Linked DNA regions of Homo sapiens: region 2 is linked to region 1. A link is an interaction called in ENCODE POLR2A ChIA-PET data of the cell type or tissue named here. Cell type or tissue: MCF 10A. All regions are shown on one strand. Each heading gives the region's core, and the rest is flanking DNA. Links, peaks and the distances in the headings are about the cores only. Region 1 has its middle 54 kb from the start of KCNJ6. Region 2 overlaps KCNJ6 (potassium inwardly rectifying channel subfamily J member 6).

Region 1 (5,382 bases), core at 82-5,081:
ACTTCCTGAATGTCTTCTCTGAAACTGGCCTGTTCTTCCTCACACATTTACTGTGGACTGTGCACGGTAGCTGATCAATTAGGACTTTACTGAATGGCTGGGATGGGAATGTCCAGCACCCCATGTGCTAGGGTGACTTTCCAGACACTAAATATCTGCTCAGGAGCCAATCAGCTATAGCCAGAAGTTGGGAGGGCATCCTGCATCTCCCAGCTCTCCCCACCAATTCCTGTTGTCCTTAACATGGATGACACCTGAGTGTATTGGACATGGGACTGGGTGAGAAAAGGAGGTCAGATTTCAACTCAAGTCTAAATAGCTGGCCTGGAAGGAAGTATGACAACTCTGTGTTAACCTTTTTACATTTATATTTATTACTCAAAAAACTTATGAGTAAGTTTTTGTTATTACAATAAGAAGACTTCAGACAAACCTGAGATGGAGAACCAGATAATACAGACAGCTGGAAGAACCAGGCAAGAGTCTGGGGCAGCTCACAGGAGGGATGATGCTACCTCAACTCTGCAGCATCTGGGATCGCCAGCCAAAGGGTCGGAGAACTGCCAGGGAGAAGGTGTGAGTGATGAGGCCCTGGCGGTGAGCTCCAATTCCAGGGCTGGGGTGGTCCATTGTAGGTGGCTCCTAGGATGGGCTAGGGGCTGCTTCCAACAGTGCCCTTGACCAGTGCAAGTGTAGGTGGTAAAATCAGCAGCCAATTGGTTCACCCAAGGAGCAGCTAGGATTCCAAGGTTGTGCATACACCCTCAGTGGGTGGTGGGCGTAGAACTTCCCAGGCCTTCTCTGCACCTCTAACAGTTATGCTATCAATACTATTTGAAGAGGATGACCCAACTCCTTTCTGATCAAGATAAATATTTCTAAATATTGTGTTTGTGTAAGTGTTTTTTAATTTCTGCCTTGTCTAGGGAAGGGATGATGTGCTTGTAGCATGACATCCCCATTCTTCCAGTCAACTGAACGGCATCAATAAGTGGTGATGTCACTCTAACTGAGCCTTAGAGTCCTTCTCAGCATAAAGCTGGGCAGTCCCTTCCTGTTGATTGTAATAAAACCCACTTGCTACCTCTTGGCCTAGAGAATGTAATGATATGATTTGAATAGCTAGATACTGACCTTTCCAAAACGTTGGCTTACAACAGCTTCTTGGATTGTAGTATTTTAACAGTAACTTGTCGGTAGATATTTTGTCACTGATGTGGGCATAGTTTGTTGCAGCCTACTATGCTACTATTACTGCTTGTATTTTTTCTCAGCACACACTTTGTTTCCATAGCAGTTCTCATTTTCCACGTGACAAAGGCCATGGAGCTGGCCGTGTGTGTACAACACAGGTCAGAGAGCTCCCGTTTTGCTTCTGTGAGTGTAGATGGGATGGCCCACTTCATCCTGAGGCCTTTCTCCAGTGTTGTGCTGTGAGACCCAGTGGGTCCTCTTGCCTTCAATGTCTTTGTCCTTGCACTCAAGCAGAGAAGAGTTAAAATAAAACTATAATGCCTATTAAGAATCAGCATTCCTATTTTGGTCATTCTGCTAACCGCTTGACACCCATCCTCCCATTTATTCTTCACAGTAACCTTGCCAGATAGGTAGTAGTAACATCTTCACTTAACAGATGGAGAAACTGAGGCTTAGAGAGGTTAAACAATATTCCCAGAGTTACACAATAGAGAGCAGAGGCAGGGCTGGAATCTAGATCCATTTGATTTCAATATCCATAATTGTACCACGTTCTTAGGCCCAGGGTTTTTGAAAAGCCCATCTTGGGCTCTGAGAGGAGAATAAGTAATGCCATAGTTTGTGTGATGAATCCATTAGGGAACCTGCTCTCCATGAGTTTTCCTGGGACTCCCAGAAGCAAGGTGGCCCAAGGATGGTCCAGGGCATCACCTATTGGCTGGGCTAGAACTCATACAAACAGACTCAACCAGAACTAGAGGGTGGTGAGTTTTGTGTGATAGAGGCGTAGAATGCAGCAGACACTGAGCATTGGAAACTTCTGGCTGCTGGCCTGTGTGATGCATGTTTACTTTGCTTTTTTTTTTTTTTTTTAATGACAAAGGAACATGCTTTTGTTTGTTTTAGGAGAAGAGGGATTGAAGGAACCAAGGGTAGCTGTGGAGGAAATTAAGAAACTTGAGGCTAGATGGAGCCTCGGCTGGGTTTTGGAGTTCAAGAGGTTAACAGGACTGAGTTTAGGTAAATTTGTCCTCTCCATTTTGCTTGAAATATTGTGTTGTGTGTGTGTGTGTGTGTGTGTGTGTGTGTGTGTGTGGTGTGTGTGTGTGTGAATGTTAGAAAAATAAATGTAAAGTTACCAGTGTTAATGTTCATAATAAAAGTTAATAACTGTGAGGCTTTAATGGTCCAGGCTCACTTTTATTATTAACATCAATTTAACACTCTCAGAGAAGTTATTAGACTCTAACCTCCCCTGTCATTGCTCTCGAAATAGGAATAAATGCCATTTTCCTCTGGTTGTTAATTCAGCTTTTAGAAACAGAACATCGGCAAGAGCCTGCCTGTAAACAATCCCAAATATATGTGATCACTGCCTCAGCTAGAAAAAAATAAATATTAATGAGACCATGTCCTGGCCAGTGGTACAAATGCCACGGGCTTCAGGCAGAATTACTATGAATGATCTGAATCATAAGCTTGTGTTGGAAACAAATAATTTTACTCCAAACCTCATCATAGAGATTGCGAGGAGCATTCTTCATTTTCTTTTGCACGTGTTGACAGCCTGATTAAGAGCTTTGGGCACTTGCCATAGTTCCCCATTTGAGAGTGATCCGTGCCTGTCTCCTGGGGTGTTTCCTTGGTCTGGCAGCATGGGGTTGCTATGTCCCTGGGACTGGCAGAACTCTCAGGGAAAAGCAACTTTTAAACCATCCAGATTTTGCTATCACCCCTGAGCTTTGGAAAAGTCTTTCAGTGTGAGCTGGACTGGGAACCTCTTTCATCCTCACCCCATCACCCCATGGTACCCGGGAATATCTGCTAATGTGTAGTTTGGTGACCTCAGACTAGTATACTAGGTGCTGGTCAAAAATGAGGAGTGGCATGCTTCTTCTGGGCTATGCCCGATTACTTTTAAGCTTAATCTGTTGAAAACACTGGTAGAATTTCTAGGATACCAAGATTCTTGGCAAGCTTGGGAATGTTTTCTTGCTGCCTCTTACTCCTCTACTCCAAATGGTATTACTCGAGCAGATGTGGCAACATTAATTTGAGGCCCCTACTTGAGTGCTTTACTTTTCAGGTGTGATAGGATATGAGTAGCCTTCCTATAGTTTGGAGTGGTGGATGTAGATGGTTTTGCCCAGTAGTGGGTGTTGCTTCAAATGGGAAGTGTCCTGATTCTGGTTTTTACTTCCTTGGGGCTAAGGTGTTAAACTCGATCTCATAGTTCCATTTCATCCCTTGAGAAGGCTCACTGCAGAGCCTTCTCTGTCCTACGAGATGCTCTGTAGTATTAAAGAAAAACCTCAGCACCTTTGCCTTAAGCATCATTGAAGTGTTACATGCTTTTCGTGTATCAGAGCATGTAAATTACCTTCCAGGGAAAGGACTCATATCTCAGGGTCACTTCAGTACAACAGTGACAATTTGCTGATTACAGCAGTTTCCCCGAAGAAAGAGGGAAGCCATCACTATTTGTGTAGCAAAGATTAGAAAGCTTGAGAATCATAAAGGCAATTCGGCCCAGGATCTCCTGGCATGCCATGTCAGCTTATTTATTAGTCAGGGTCCTCCGGGAAGCATGTGTTGAGATGGGATTAAACTTGCCTGCATTTTGTTAGGAGAAACTATCACATGAGGGAAGATAAAGAGGGAACCAGGGAAGGCCAGGAGGGCCATTAAGCCTTGATGCAAATCTGACTCCATGTCAAGAGAGAAGGAGGGGAGGCTGAGAGAAGGCACGTTGGACTGCCTGCTGCAGTCTCTGGAGGGTCCTCAGGGTGTTGGGGGCCCCTGTGTCTGCCTTAGTGACCTAAAACAGTCATTCGCTGGGAGCAGCCCTGGGGATGCAAGTCCTCCTGCAAATGCAGCTATGATGGATTTCAAAGCACCACATCTTGAGCCCTCAGTGGGTGGTGTTCTCTGTAGTTGGAGTCTGCCAGGTGTGTTCCAGAGGCTGCCACAGTGCACTTTTCTTAAACTAGAGAATGTTCCTCCATTAAATACCTGCTTTGTGCCAGACAATGGCTATATTCTGGCATCACGGAGGGCGGCCAGAGGGAAATGAGAGGAGACCCTGTGCTCTGCAATGCAGAGGCGTCTCCCTGAGCAGCCTCCCTCTATGGACGGGCATTTCACAGACTTCTCCACCAGGAAGCAGCAGGGTGATAGTGCCCAGGTCCACAGGCCACAAAGCCCATTGGTATTGTCAGGTCCTGTGCTTCACTGCATATGGGTCAAGACCACAGATGGTGGCGGCTACCTCCAGCTCCCATCACTCAGGACATGGCAGGCCCTTGCCCTTTCCCCTCCACAGCGTCGTTCTCATCTTCCTTTGACAAGGCACCTGCAGGTATTCTCTCTCCTGTTCCCCTGCCAAGCTTGCAACAGGCGGGGATGGACTCTCACACCTCTGTGTAGTGAAAATGAGAATTCCCATTTGTCATTCTGATTTTGTCCAATGGCCTTTCTAGTGTCTCCTGGTCTCTCCTCTGCTTAGTGAGGGGTCCTCATGCTTCTTGAGAGATGGCAGCTAATGTGGGTGCCCGAGTCAGGCTGCTAACTGTTGGCTGCATGATTTATTTGGGGTAAGTTATCTAAGTTCTCTGTGCCTCAATCCCTTATTTGTAAGAAAGATAACAATGTCTGTTGCTAACACTTACGACTGTTTTGAGGATTAAATGTGATAATACAAGCAAGCTTTTAGCATAGTGCTCAATAAATAGCAGTTATTATTAGATTGAACCCCACAGAATTACCATTTTTCTAAGTCAAGAAATTTAAATTTTGGCAGTTTCATGAGGTTTAACCAAAAACTATGGGTGGGCAAAACTTTTTGGTTTGGAAACCTCCTTACCCTCTGTGGGGTACTTGGTAGAGCAGCTGAGGTGAGCCACTTTTGCCTTCCTATCAGGACCTGGCACGTCACCCTCCCAAACTGGAAGAGAAGGCAGGTAGCTATTAGGTGGGAACAAAGACGTTGGTTCCATCACACCTGTGTTCACCTCTTCTTCATACCAATCAGTGTTCACAAGGGTGACCTTGGCCTGAAGACAGCCTCCTTGAGTGTGTGCTCGACCCATGAGAGGAGAAGGCCCTCTCCCTATTCACAGACCAAAATAAGCCACATCAGGATGGCTACTTCCATGTTAGAAATCACCATTGATCCATGTATTTGTC
Region 2 (5,382 bases), core at 206-5,205, 98 kb before region 1:
TTCATAGAAATAATCCAAGAGGTGTTTTTACAGATCTGAGTGGAGAAACTCATCAGGTAAGTTAGTTAGTTTGTGTTTTAAATGTACAACCATTTTCCTAAGTTGTCAGTTCCAATAATTCTTGGATCTGGTTAAGCTGGATCCTGATAGGAACATTTGCCTCGGGCTTTTACATGTTTGTGTAATTTGGGTTTAGCTCACCTGCTCATTTCAAACCCTGTCAGGAGCTGGAACAATTTCTACCTGCGATGTAGGTGGCTGATGACATGGACTGATTTGAAGGAAGTAGACAGGTTCTAGCTAACCCTGAGTAGCCTCCCTCACCCTTCAAGCTACATGGTGTCTTTATCCTTGAATGATTTAATTCCACTTTGTCATTCACACATCTGAATTAGGTAGCAAAATCCTATTTAGGCTCCTTTAAGAGGCCAGCCTGGAAAACCTACTCATCCCCTACCACTGGCCTATTGGTTGACCAGATGGCAGTGGTCCCTTTAGCAGATGCTAAGTAGTGAAGTCTGGGCTTTAGGACTTGGCAGCTAAAAGGAAAGACTGAGTGGCTTCCAAGGGTAGACCCAAGGGGTGGGGTGCTATAGATAGTAGGAAGTGAAAAGCAAAGGGCCAGCTCAGGCAGAGGGTAGGCCAAGACAAGGCATTTGCTGCAGAGAATGGCACAGGTCCCTGGGAGGATGAAGGGAAGGAGAAAGGAGAACACACTTCTCTGAGTGGGCATCTTGCATAGAAACATATTTCCTGGAAGAGGGAGACAGGAGCTGTAGCCAGATGATACATTTTCCCTTTTCTGATGCTCATGTATGTTGCAATGACCAGGAAGGCATGCAATCCATGGAGGATTTCCCACCCACCCCCGCCCCCACCCCCCGGCCCCAGCCACCTGGCCTGCTGAAAACAGATAGGCACATGGCATTGTATCTCTGGTGAGATAAATTAAAGATCTGAAAGCAATATGCCATCAATAGCCAGCATTAAACAGAGATCGCAGGAGTGGAACAGACCTTTTAAGCATCTGTTTTCTTTGAAGCTCAGTATTTCTCTCTTTGGCACAGGCCCAGCTACCTAACTGGCAAAGACCCAAACCCATCCCAGAATTGCCTCTTGGGATCCAAAATAGCCAGTCCATCAGGATGGAACATTCTCTCTCTGCCTTGCTTTCAGCACTGTTAGAATAATTCTGAGATATTTCAGACAGTACATTAAAAATACTTAGAACAATTCAAAATTTTGTTTTTTTTGGTTTCCAAAAGCAGCTCTTAGGAAGGCATTTAAAACCAACTGTAAATCATTTGAAAGTAAATTTGTACACAGTACAATGTATGCCCAAATGGTCTGGTTCCTTTATTATCAGACATTTATATTTGATGATGTCTATAAATTTTTGAGTGACTTTTCAAGGGGGTCATCTTGCTAACATCAAAGGGTGATCTGATGATGCCATCGTCCATCATGGCTCATTCTCTTCCTACAGCTTCTGCACCCGGTGGGTTCTGCTTTTGAACTGTAGCTTGGCCTGACTACTCATGTGAGCCTTGTGGTGTGATCTGGGAAATTCTTTGTGCATCTTACAGACTCAAACACCAATCCCAAGTCTTGGAAGATGCACCATTATCTCTATCTACCCAGATTTTTTTTGGCCACAATCATGCATTTTCTTACTTTCCTGATTCTTCTCTCCCATTCATTACCTTTTTTTTTCCTATTTTCATTCCCTCCTCTTGATGTTGAGGGCTCCACTGACTGCCATTGACACAAGAGCTTAGTATGGATGGAGGGGACAGTTTCAAGTGGATGAGAACTATCATGGCAAATGACAGGATAGTTGGATTGGGCACACCTTGCATCCTGTACCGTGGGGGGAGCCATGGCCATGAAGATAGCTTGCATGACATCATAGCCATGATAGTCATTGAACATGTGTTGTGTCCACTCCTCTGATCCTGGTGTTCTGCTCTGCCTTGCACCGTAATCACAGACGAATGCCAGAGCTCAAACCAAAACCTGGACTTCGTGTTCCAGGTGGGTGGGAATTGAAGCAAGAAATGCAAGGCTGATATAGACCCTGTACACCTCCCACCCACGTATCTGGCAGAATGTTCAGGTGAAGGGCTAGAAGAGGGCCCGATGAGGGCAGAGGCCAGCTCTACCCTTGACAGGAGGACAGAAATCTGGGCACAACCACACCCTGGGCTCTGAGACTTTTTCCTGAATAACAGTAAGATTTGTACTCTGGGGTATTCTTCCTACATGACTCATGGCTCTCTCTTCAAATCTGGAAGAAGTTGCCTGAAGAACAGTGTGCTCTTGCAGACAGATGAGTAAACCGGCAGACAGATGGGTGGACTTCTAGATAAACAGTGATGGAGAGAGGTGAGGCTGCAGCATGCAATGTGCCCAGAGTCACAGAAGTTTGGTATTGTGGTTTATTTCCCATTCACAAAGTATAACCACCTGTTTTTTCTTCTATTTTTTAACGAAAAGCTTTTTAAAAACCTGTTAAGAAACAAAATGATTCTTGGACATTAGGCAGCTGTTAAAATGTTTTGATGGGTTTAGAATAAATAACTCAGAAACATATGGATTTGATTTTTCATAAGTTAAATGTGTGTATTTTCAAATGAGAAGCAAATTTCCCAGGAAAATACAGTTCAGTTTTTTTTTGACGGGGATTGTGGGAGAAGGTTGGTTATTAAACAAACAAATGTAAGCACACAAATCAAAGTGAAGAGGTATGGGGCACGGATGTCCTAAGAGCTACTCTGGTCCATCAACACAGGGCAAGGCAGAAAAACAAGGCTGTCCTCAGGGAGCTTACCTGGTTAATTCATTAACTAACGTGTGAAATGACATCTGAAGGAGTCATCAAGAATGAGTATATCTATCAGGATGGAGTAGCACACCCCAGACCTAGAAGTCTAATCAAGGCTGCCTGATGTTCAAGAAGCCATAACTAATAACATGCCTAGAAATAATATGTGGGCAAACCTAAGCAAATCAGTTGCCTGGAGTCTGGATCTTACAAAGTCAAAGGGCAAGGCTTCCTCTGTGTCACCGGCATTAGTTAGGGAATGGGGCACCTTGGCCACCAACAGGAAGTTTTCAGTGCACCCAGGAGGTGCAGCCTACAGGAGGAATAGGTGACTGATGATCATGGCTTAATAACACTCATTTGCTTCACCTAACTGCACTCCCAAGGCTCTTTGCCCAACCTTCTGATCATAACTTTGCTCCCTCAATCAATTTTTCTCCCAATAGTGATGTTTCCTAAGTTGGCTTTGTGGTTTATGTATCAGTCTTCTGTGAGTTTAGTTCATGTGAATCTGCGCCTCCAAGATCAATACTCTCTATAGGCCTGATATGGTTTGACTGTGTCCCCACCCGAATCTCATCTTGAATTGTAATCCCCATAATCCTCACATGTCATGGGAGGGAACTGGTCGGAGGTAATTGAACCATGGGGTCAGTTTCCCCCATGCTGTTCTCATGATAGTGTGTTCTTATGAGATCTGCTGGTTTTATGAGCATCTGACATTTCCCCTGCTGTCACTCATTCTCTCTCTTGCCGAACTGTGAAGAGGTGCCTTCCACCATGATTGTAAGTTTCCTGAGGCCTCCCCAGCCATGTGGAACTGTCAGTCAATTATACCTCATTCCTTTATAAATTACCCAGTCTCAGGTATTTCTTCATAGCAACGTTGAGAACAGACTAATAATGTCAAGGCCCTTGACAAAGCCTAGCTGTTTCTCCTGCTGGGCTGAAGGTGAGACTCTGGAACACAGTGACGACTAATCATTACTTGCCAGGCTCACCCAGCACAACATCACCATCCCAGCCATGCATGCGCTGCAGTCGTTTCTTATTAATATCATAACACTGAGACTGCCGACGATGGCTGTCATTGATTCCAGCTTACCACATGCCAAGCACGTTACGCGAATCCTTGCAGTAAATCCTCACAGTGACTCTATGGGCAGATACCATTATTGGTGTTAGTTTACAGAGGAGAAAACTGAGACTAAACCAGGTGAATAACTTTTCCAAAGATCTCATCACTGGTGGCCAATGGGGATAACTGGATTGAGGCCAGGCAGACTAGTGCAGTCAGTGTACCTAACCGTCCATTGACCTGATCTCTTAAACCAGCTCTCTAAACACACCAACCACAACTAGCTGAGCATTGCTAGCAGTGTGCATACTCGTCTAGGCTTGGTGTCTTTTCATTGACCCTAATCTATAAGTGTTTCTGCACTGAAAAGCCTTTTTTAGAACCCACTATGTAGGACTAGAAATAGAAATATGAGCAAATTATTGACTTTCTCACTCTCCCTGTTCTCTCTTCTTAAACCTCCAGCATCTTCTCCCCATCCTCACTCTTAGCTGAAGACACAGCTTCCACCTTCACCAAGAAATCTGTCACCATTACAAGGGAACATCCACAAACTACCAGATCACATCTATCCACGCTTCCACTTGTACCTTTTATCCCTCCCTTTTGCCCTCTACTGGACAGCATTGCTCAGCATTTACCTCATTCCTCAGCATTTTTCCAGTCCTTCCCATCAGCTGTTACCACTCCACCCTGCAAAGAAAACTGCGTCTTATCTCCACTCCCTCTTCAACTTCTATCTCCATTTCTCTGCTCACTTTCACAGCAGAACTCCTTAGAAAACTCGGCCATACTTGCTTTTCCCATTTCCTCTGCCTCCATCTCTCTTAAACTCATCCTAATCAGGGGTTCACCCTCTCCCTTCCCTGCTCCCTGGAAGCTGCTCCTGTCTGGGCCCGCAGTAGCACCCAGCCCAATGGATGTCATCACTGGGGGAGGAGGCCTGTCTTGCTGGCCCATCAGCCGCAGGCCACACCTGATCATCCCTCCCCCTTGAAACGTCACTTTCACTTGGTCTCTCACCAACTCCTCTTTTCTTTTTCCTTTTCTTTGCTGGTTTCTCACTATTTGGGATGCCCCAGGGCTCACTAGGACATGTTCTCTTCTCTATCCTCATTCTCATTTTCAATACCCAGTGGCCAGATTTATTATCTCCAGCCCTTGAACTCCAGACTCATATAACAGACTGACAGCTTGACTTCTCCATTTGGATGTCTAATAAATATCTCAAAATTCACCTGACCAAAACTGAACTTTGATACTAGTCTGGATTTAATGTCATTTAATTTATCCCAAATTATAAGTATTTATGCATTCAAAAGTCTTTCTGATGAACCCACTCTGTAGGGTCTAAGGATAGAAAGATGAACAAATTATTCACTGTCCCACTCAGCCACACCCACGCCTACACTCAGCTGTCCTCAGGGCTCTCTGATGAACACTGGGAGGAATGATGGGAGGGTGACAATGCCTTCTTCCA

The links. Peaks named below come from ENCODE experiments on the same cell type or tissue, not always from the same donor. Only the 100,000 strongest peaks of a DNase experiment are listed, where the experiment ranks them.
Region 2: POLR2A ChIA-PET joins it to region 1 with 5 read pairs; 2 of 35 experiments call an interaction of 5 or more read pairs at or near these places.

The regions. Positions count from the first base shown.
Region 1 is chr21:37,967,947-37,973,328 of GRCh38, forward strand. No RefSeq gene overlaps it. Among named protein-coding and RNA genes, the nearest start is that of KCNJ6, 54 kb to the left of the region's middle. RefSeq lists an enhancer at 5,333-5,382. In MCF 10A, for the core only: no CTCF peak of the experiment used is centred there; no DNase peak of the experiment used is centred there.
Region 2 is chr21:37,869,349-37,874,730 of GRCh38, forward strand. The region is part of intron 1 of KCNJ6 (potassium inwardly rectifying channel subfamily J member 6); the gene reads right to left. Among named protein-coding and RNA genes, the nearest start is that of KCNJ6, 44 kb to the right of the region's middle. In MCF 10A, for the core only: no CTCF peak of the experiment used is centred there; a DNase peak (open chromatin) is centred at 2,303.